2 separate regions of the Mus musculus genome follow, and region 1 is linked to region 2. Evidence: chromatin loops called from intact Hi-C (ENCODE). Cell type or tissue: heart. All regions are shown on one strand. Links, peaks and the distances in the headings refer to the core of each region. The heading gives the core; the rest is flanking DNA.

Region 1 (4,402 bases), core at 331-4,330, 110 kb before region 2:
GGAGTACTCTAGAAGGTTCCCTTTACTCCCTTTGGACTGGAAATTCAAATTATTAAGTTGACGTTGACTACACATTCTTCACTCACAGTGTGGATTGGGTGAGAGAAGCTGACTGGAATTGTTTTGTGTGTCAGCTTCCTCTTTCAGTAGCAAACCTGCTCATTTTCAGTGAATGCTTACTTTTGTCAATCATTTTTTTTCCTCAGCCAGTTCTTCTCAGCTTGATAATGAAAAAGCAAGCAAGTTCATTTCCTTTCTGTTGACTTTCCTAGCGTTCCAGCCTTAAGGCTTTTGAAGTAGTCCTGATTTGCACGGAGCTTGTTTGGCTGTGTGAGTCATGCCTTTTATGCAGTTTGCATTGGCAGCTACATCTCCCAAATGGAATTCTTGCAATAAACTGTTCAAATAGGTCTTTTGTAAGTTTGCATAAAAGAATGTTTTATGGAAATATTTGACACAATTGTGTTTCAGAATTGGGTAGTTTCTATATATATATATAAAAAGGAACATGATATAAAGTTAAACAATGTAAGCAGGAAATGCTTGTTTTTGTTGATTCCACTTCCTCCTACACCATTCATGATGAAGAGTGATGCAGCAGGTTACAGTTTTAGACTGAAGAAGTAAAGGGAAATGATGAATATCCCTTGGCCCACAAGAGAACGCAGACAGAAGCCAGGACCTAAAAATATCTGTCTTAGAATGTATGATATGATTAAAGCTAAACAGAGGTAGATTTTTCTCACCTCGATATAGATTTGAGTGTGAAAATTTGCTGCCTTAATTTCTGTAAAGAAAAAGTTACTATTTGTAACGCCAACATATTGATTGTATTACAGTGAGGCATAATTGATCTTATTAGTTTGTGATAATATATAGTTTTAATAATAAAATTACACAGACAATGTGAAACATGTGTTTTACTTCTGTTAATTTTCTCCAGCTCTTGAATTGCTTTCAGTGGTGTCAGAGCAGCAGCAATGCCATTCTTCTCAAAAGGACAGAAGTTCATGTTGCAGGGGGAAGCATCAACCTCGGTGCCTCATAGGCCATTCACTTAGAGAGTGGCAGCTCTGACAAGCTCTGAGGGAGCCTTGGGGGCCCTCTGATTCAGATGGCTACCTGATGAACATCTGGACAGGTGCCCGAGGGCCTATGGTTTTAACCGATTTGAGAGACACAAAAGCAGCTCTAAGTTTCTGAGAAACAATTTGAGCAACGCTAACACCACAGCCTTAGCAGGGTTGCTGACTGCAAGTTGGTTTTAGAAGCAAGTATTAAAAAAAAAAAAAAAAAAGGTGAGACTGGAGTTAATGAAGACTCTAAGGCTCCTCCTCTTCTTTCCCTTCTGTCTGTCCTTCTTGTAGTGTGGTAGCTCTACCTTGGGTGTTTGAGGACATCTCATAAGCTTCGCATTCTGACTTCCATTTGGGAAAGGACTGGTGTGTTCATTAACTCCGGGTCTACCCTTATTACCTGTGCTGGCCTTCATACTTAGACTTCCTGTTTCTAGGCCTCTTATCCACCTTCTTCCTCAAGGTCTCCCTTCTCTACCTCTTTCTGGTTTGAATGTCTTCTGCATTTGTTAGTCTCTGCCTTACGTTTACACATCTTCCGAGCTCAGGGAAAGAGTCATCTCCACACACAGCGTCTGTGAGCACTCTATTGCAACTTCTGTAGATCCTTCTCCCACATTCACCAGGCTTGCTTTGTTCAAAACGTTTATCACACAAAGATAGTATCTTTCAGTTTGTCACGCTTTCTTCCCTTTTCTTAAAGGGATAGAGTCAGTAACAGAGGGGACTATGTCATGTTTTTGTCTTTAACTTCCAGTGTGCGGCATTATTGCTTCACACAATACATAGTCAACGAGACCCTGAGAAAGCTAAATGAAAGACTTGTTATTCAGAGGGTGGCAAAAGTATATCCCAGATCTAAAGTATTCAAGGAAAACTTATTCTCTGAGAATGCGGGGTGATCTATTTCTATTTTCCCTTGAAATGACAACAGTGAGCAGTGTTCTCATCTCCTACGCCTGGAACTCTTAAGAAAGATAGAGCCATCCAGGCAAACTAGTAATAGTCAACAGGCCACTGTGGAGGCAGATTTCATCTGCAGATATTTTTTGGCAAGAGGTATGCTAAGAGCATTTTCTCACCCCTTTTATTTATTTATTTGTTTTCCTGCTTGCTTAGTTGTTTTTCTTGTGCTCGAGACAGAACTCAGAGCTTCAGGCATGGTTAGTGTACGTTCTACCACAGAGCTACAGTCCCAGCCCTCAGGACAGTATTAATCATCACCTTCTATTGGCATAATTAGAAATCCAGCCAGGGAGAGACTGTGATAGTACACAGTATACACATAGCAAGTTGTCTGTATGCACACACACACACACACACACACACACACACACACACGTGTGTGTGTGTGTGTGCACATACACACATGCACAATCTAATCTTTTGTGCAGTAGTGTATCTAGTACCTTACCTATATATACTTGGGAAATGTCATGTTTGCCTTTATAATATTGCTGAAGGTTACCTATGAGGCAGTATGCTCATTTTGCAAGTAGAAAACTGACCTAGAAAGACAGGGACACAAATAAATAAAAGCTAGTTGATCTTGGGTCTGTATGCTGAGTCTGAGGTATTGACTGACTGATGATATTAGATGTTGGCATACAGTCTTAAATGCCTCCTGTAATAACATCAAATGCCACGTATATAATATATATGTGACTAAGGAAGCTAAAAATATAACTGTATCATAAACATGCTAATGAATTTAATTGCTTAGGAATGAAATGAAAATACAACATTTTTGCTTAGGCTCATGAATTTTATGAACAGAAACACATTAAAACTTAAAATAAAAAATAAATTTGCATTTTATTTGTGTTTTAACTGCAGCCCATACACGCCAACAGCAAAACGTTTAAAATGTTAAAAGTCATTAAATGCATTGTTGAGCATTTGAAATATCTGTTTGATATTTGTTATTGAACTATAAAATGATATATGAGAATCTCAGTAAATACAGTCTGTCTAAAATTAATTTTGGAAAGTAATTCAAAAGATAATGCTTTGCTTACAGTTCTGCCAGCAATTATTAAATATGTTTTGAGGAGAAAATTGCTATCTAATTTACCCATCTCTCTTTTGTCATTTTATACAAAACAAGATAAATATTCTTTAGTTTGTGAAGGCTGTTGACACCAGTTACAAGCCAATTAATTATAGATGAGTTACCCATGCATTTGATCATAAAATAAATTGGATGTGGCTGCTGGACCAAAGCTTTAGATTATTTTATGCAGATCAAAGCACATTTTGAGTAACCAATGGTTGCTGGGATCATCCATTCGGATGACAGAAAACAAAACAAGTACCCAGTAAGTTTATGAGATATTTTTGTTGGTAAAGGTACAAAATATGTTTTGAATAAATAAGCCAAGTATAGAAAAATATTTGAACTCATTATATTTTCAGTTCACTTAATGAATAGCCATTTGAGGAGCTCATTAGCAACAGAAATTTAGCCTTGCTTATTAAAGGGAGTGTTATTTTTAATCGCTGCATTAATTTGCTAACCTAGTAGATAATCTTTATTCACAAGTACCCAAGTTTCTCACCTCTTTTAGTATATAATATAATAATGACTTTGCAACGATCTTTTGGTTTTTTGGTCACTCACAGTTTATCTTTTAGGACACTAATAAAGCTAAGAAAACAATCAGTTCCAGTCATCAACTAAACAGCCAAGGGTTGATATTTGCATTTGTTTGTGTTTAACTTTAGAATGGCGTGTAAAATCTTAGATTCATTTGCTGACCTCACTAGTCTTCACTGAACCCCTAAGAGCTTAGAATCCAGAGATAAAATAAAGCTGTCAAAGATCTGTCTTCTTAGAGAGACTCCAGTTCCAAGAAATAAGGAGATTATAGAAAACTTTCTGGCCAGTAATCAGGGACATGTGGCATATAGTGGCGACTCACCTTTGTATAAGGGGGAGGGGGGAGGTGCTTGCTTTGCTCCAATATTTCGTGACCTGAGACAAACTTCAGTTTAGGTTCCCATTCAGCCTGTTGCAATCTGAGTTCTGCATTTGGGAGCCGTTCTGCTGATGGGTAATCAGGCTAAGCTGTCATCTTCCACATCAGCTGGATGCTGGCTGCGCAGGAACTCTGCTGAGGTGGTGTCTCTTTCAGCCTAGCTCACCTTCTGGAACATTAGCCCACACTTCTATATTGCAGCACGGACAGAGTTCAAGAGTAAAGCAGGATTGTTGGGAAAGCCAACATTCTAGCCTCTCTTCCATTCTTCTGAGTACATACTATATACCAAACCACTCCTTGGCTCACTTGCCAAGAGCCACAGATGAACAAACTTTGCCCTGTAAA
Region 2 (4,402 bases), core at 136-4,135:
CTTTCTTCAGTTTTAATATGATCCAATGAACATAGCACATTGTTCCTCCTGAAAACATGGTGAGTCTGATTGAGGTTTAGTTTGGGGGCTTACTTTTGGGAGAGTGTGGAAGACTAAAGTCATGTAATTATTTTGCATTGAGGAATTTTGAGAAGTTTCACATGGCTTCCTGGCTGTCTTAAGAAGGTTCTTTCGCTCTGAAGAAAATGAGACATACTGCCCTCAGAGCCCAGGCTAGGCATTCAAGCTCAGTCCAGGTCATTTCAGAGAATACGTGCCCTTGCCTCGGTTTGGTGTTTGCCAGCACTGACTGAAAACATGGCTTCAGTGAGCAACTAATTCTTCAAGAAAATGCTGAGAGGTGGCCCTGAAATCATTCTGGCTTGAACTCAGAAATCTGGTTTCTGGTTTTCCCAAGCTGTTCCACCCACCACACTCCACACCAAGGCCTACATCAGGGCTTTCCAGACAGTCCTGTACACACAAGCCCTCTGGGGACCACCATGGTTCTGAATAAGCCTAAGGTGAGATACCTAGATTCCTTCTGAGCTCTGGGGATCTGATGCTACATGTCTTCTGGCTCAGTTCCAGCATTCTGAGAGCAGAGTTCTGAGGGCACAGTAGATTGTCCAGCTCTTGTAAGAGCCCTTTGCAGATGTGAATTGCAGGAATCCTTCAGTATCTCTTTTAGGAAGCAAAGCAATGGCACTCTTTAGACAGCATATCGGTGTGAGCTCAGTGCCTTAAATACGCTGTATAAATAGCACAGCAGATAAATCACTGCCTTTAGAAACAAACCATTTTGCTAAGTGCATCTTGCCTCCATCAGACATTAAGCACGTATCTGATTCATTCTTAGATGACAGTTACTCTCCCAAATTAGGAGCTTAAAAGGGCATTCCGTAAAGGAACACATTATTGTATTAACCTTTGAATTGTCTTAAAGGTTGCTCTTACATTTTATAATGCATGTAAGAGCACACGGGAACTTTTTAAAAGAGGCATCTGTGAATTTTTATTCAAGAATAAAGATGTGTCTGTGGATCATCTTTCAAGGCTAATATAAACCTCTCAGACACAACCCTAAAGACAAGGATTTTTTTAAGAGCAATTAAAACGACTATGCCAAATACAAGGAAGAAAGAAAAGACTTGATGAGACCAAAAATAATCTAAAACCATACCAAATGAACAAAAGAAAAGGAGAGGCAATGGGGCTCTTTGTTTTTATCATTGCAATGTCCAATATGTAAGTGTGCACCAGAGTTACAAATGTTAACAGTGATGTAGCTCAGTGAAGGAGCACTTGCCTAGCATGCACTAGGTCCTGGGTTTATTCTCCAGTAATAGCAATGTCAAAAGCTAACACTTACTGCCCATGTCCTTTGTTCTCAGAGGTAGTGATTACTGTTTAGAGCTGTAAGCCTGAAGTGTGTGCATCTGAACCCTTATGTAAATTTGGGAATAGAAAAGCAGAACCTGACTGCATGGACATGTCTGCTCTGGAACCAAACCTGACTCGCCTAAGTGGTTCATCTCTATCTACAATGCCCCTGAGCAGACTGTTTTGGTGCCCATCAAGACACATGGTTGTGGAAGAGATTTTACACTTTGGTTGATATTAAAATCACTCCGAAGCTTCTTCTCTCCCAACAGAGCATGCTCTGGAAATGTGGTGAAGAGAAGCTTTCTTCTGTAAGGTCATCTGTCCCATTGCTAGTCCACGTCCCATCCAGCACCTCCATTACCATCAACCCCTCATGCTGTAGGCCTGGGTGACTCCCACAGTTCAGATACCTGAGGTTCATCCAATGTCACTTCACACAGTGGAAACAGGGCACTACCTTGTCTACCTCACATAAGTAATTTATTGAGGCAAATTTGAAAAACTTGATCCTGGTAAATAAGGTATAATTGTCTACTACCCATAAAAAATATATCTACAAAGGAGAGCATTTGATACCAGGTTATTTTTTCAAAATCAAACAAAAGAAAGGTTGGCTCTTGCCATTCCCAGAATAGAGGTTTGTGTGATAGTCCTTAGACTGCCTTGATTTAAAGCAGGTGTATAGAATACAAAATGGTATTTAAAGAGGTGTCGCGATATTAATTAAAACGGGCTTGCTGAAATGCCATGGAGATCATCACTTCTGAAAATTGAATTAGACCCTGAATGTCAGCGTTGAATTATCATGAATAGACTTATCTATCCCTGCCCAAATATATTTCATCCACAAACTGTGTAATACATGATGATTAACCAGAGGTTACAGATTCAAACTGAAAGCCAATCAGTTCTCCAGAATGCTAACTGGGGATTGTTCTCAGGTCAAAGAATAGGAACAGAAAAGTTCCCATCACTTAAAGGGCAAGCCGAGCTGGTAAAGAGTATTGAGAATTTTGCTTTTAATTGCTCCTTTCTGTCAGTGGCAATGCAGAGAACTTGTGTGCTTAGCTTCCTGGCTTAACTTCTGGCGCTGATGACATTTGGGGGCGTGGTTCAAAGCCGCTGTCTTAGCCAGGAAGGTTCCAGATCTTCCTTCCCAAGGCGACATGAAGTTCCCCAGACAGGATGTCAAGGGAAACTCCTGGTCTCCTTGTTTTCAGAGTATCTTTCTTTCTACATTGAAAGAGTCCCAAGTGTATACATTCAGTATTCAAATACTATGTTGTTTCTGTAACGTCAGCATTTATAGTCTATTAAGAGCTCCCAAAAGGACAGACAATGAAAGGCCTGTGGTCTGTGAAACACAAGACTCACACTGGGTTACAGACCAGCCCACTCTAGCAGTGTGTGGCCCATCCTCGCATCTGTCAACTTAGTAATGCTCTTGAGTTTCTCTTCCTTTGTCTTATTCTTGATAACTCATTGACTCAATTCACCAAACACAGATCCAGGCATCACAAATAGTTCAGGAACCAAACGCCTTGCTTTCCTATGCATCCGTCTAAATCTATGGCTAAGCCCTGTGTTTAAGGTTTTCAAAGTGGCTCTGTTCCAAATTCAGGTTAGCATTTGCACTTTGCCTGAAGGGAGGCTGTGGGATGAACTTCAAACAGCTTTGTAGGTAATTTCCAGCTGGTGAGGTTTAGCATGATCAGCTGGCTCCTCCGGCCCCTCACTTTCCTTGCAGATGATGGAGCCCAAGACAATCAGGGCTTGTCAACCCAGCTGAGTTTACATTTAAACTTAAGTGATTCTCAGCATGGTCTCTGGATCAGCAATTGCAACAGCATCTGGAACAATAATTCCCTCGGCTTGCTGGTATTAGTCAGTTTTTTTTGTTTGTTTGTTTTGGTTTTTTGGTTTTCTTTTTTTATTTTTTGGTCACTAAAATGTAGTGGAATAGTCACAGTGTGAACAAAGGATTTTTGAGCTGGAACAGAGGTCCTGAATTCAATTCCCAGCAACCACATAGTGGCTCGTAACCATCTTTAATAGTATCTGACGCCCTCTTCTGGGATGTCTGTAGACAGCTACAGTGGACTCATACACAAAATATAAATAAATCTTTTTTTAAGAAAAACACTAATGCATTTCATAAATAGTTTTACAAATTCATTTTATAAAAAAGCAACGACAATAACAACAAAACAAAGCAAATGTGAGTCCACTGACCTAGTCACATGCCCAGGCAGCAGCTCAAATATTTTCTGAATAAACACACAAACTCTCAAGAGTACAAAAATAGAAATATTAGAGGTAATTATTTGGGTTCCAAACAAAGTTTTAATTGCAGTTTCTAGTATTTGACTAACTTCAATATTTATGTTACCATAATAAGAGGACTGCAACAATTAGTTTCCTGGCCTGTGCAATTTGGAACTCTTAGTCCTAAAAATGTTTTGAGATATATCAGTGTAGATTCATCAATGTTCAAATACTGCTTCTGAAATAAACCTGGTAGTATCTTCTCTCTTTTTTTTTAACATAAGCAGAAGTTAAATGCCCTTTAAAGTATTTCCTACTGAAATAAATTATAGGTTATTGAACCGAAAGTACAGTTTTCTTCCAATCTTTGTCCTCCCTCTGCTCCCTTGCATTCATTCCCATAACAAGTAGATGAGTATAATAAAGTTGATGCTGTCTCCTGGACAAGGGCTTGCTTTCTGGGATTTGTATTATAGCAATCCATGTCCCAAAGGTGATGTAGACTAGGCTCAATCATTTCCATCTGTGAGGAAGGACATTGGAATGAGACGGAAAGTGTGGAGATCACTCCACTATGGGATGAAATAGACACCGTATCTTAACAGCTATAGAGACTTGAGAATTAAAAGCCATAGAGACAATTGTCTTGGTTACAAATGATGGCTGCATCACACCTGGCAGCCTCTCCCTTCAAATCACCGCTGTCGTTAGGCCAAGAAAATCCCATCACTTCAAGATCCTGGGGTTCATG

Evidence for each region. Hi-C counts contacts between places; a loop is a spot of excess contacts. Peaks named below come from ENCODE experiments on the same cell type or tissue, not always from the same donor. Only the 100,000 strongest peaks of a DNase experiment are listed, where the experiment ranks them.
Region 1: a loop joins it to region 2, with 2.0 times the contacts of the local background. A loop is called at or near these places in 2 of 42 quality-filtered maps.

What each region holds. Positions count from the first base shown.
Region 1 is chr2:135,092,681-135,097,082 of GRCm38, forward strand. The region is part of intron 3 of Plcb1 (phospholipase C, beta 1); the gene reads left to right. Among named protein-coding and RNA genes, the nearest start is that of 4930545L23Rik, 120 kb to the right of the region's middle. In heart, for the core only: no CTCF peak of the experiment used is centred there; no DNase peak of the experiment used is centred there.
Region 2 is chr2:135,201,823-135,206,224 of GRCm38, forward strand. All of the region lies in intron 3 of Plcb1 (phospholipase C, beta 1), which reads left to right. All of the region lies in intron 2 of 4930545L23Rik (RIKEN cDNA 4930545L23 gene), which reads right to left. Among named protein-coding and RNA genes, the nearest start is that of 4930545L23Rik, 12 kb to the right of the region's middle. In heart, for the core only: no CTCF peak of the experiment used is centred there; a DNase peak (open chromatin) is centred at 2,509; H3K27ac peaks cover 275 bases.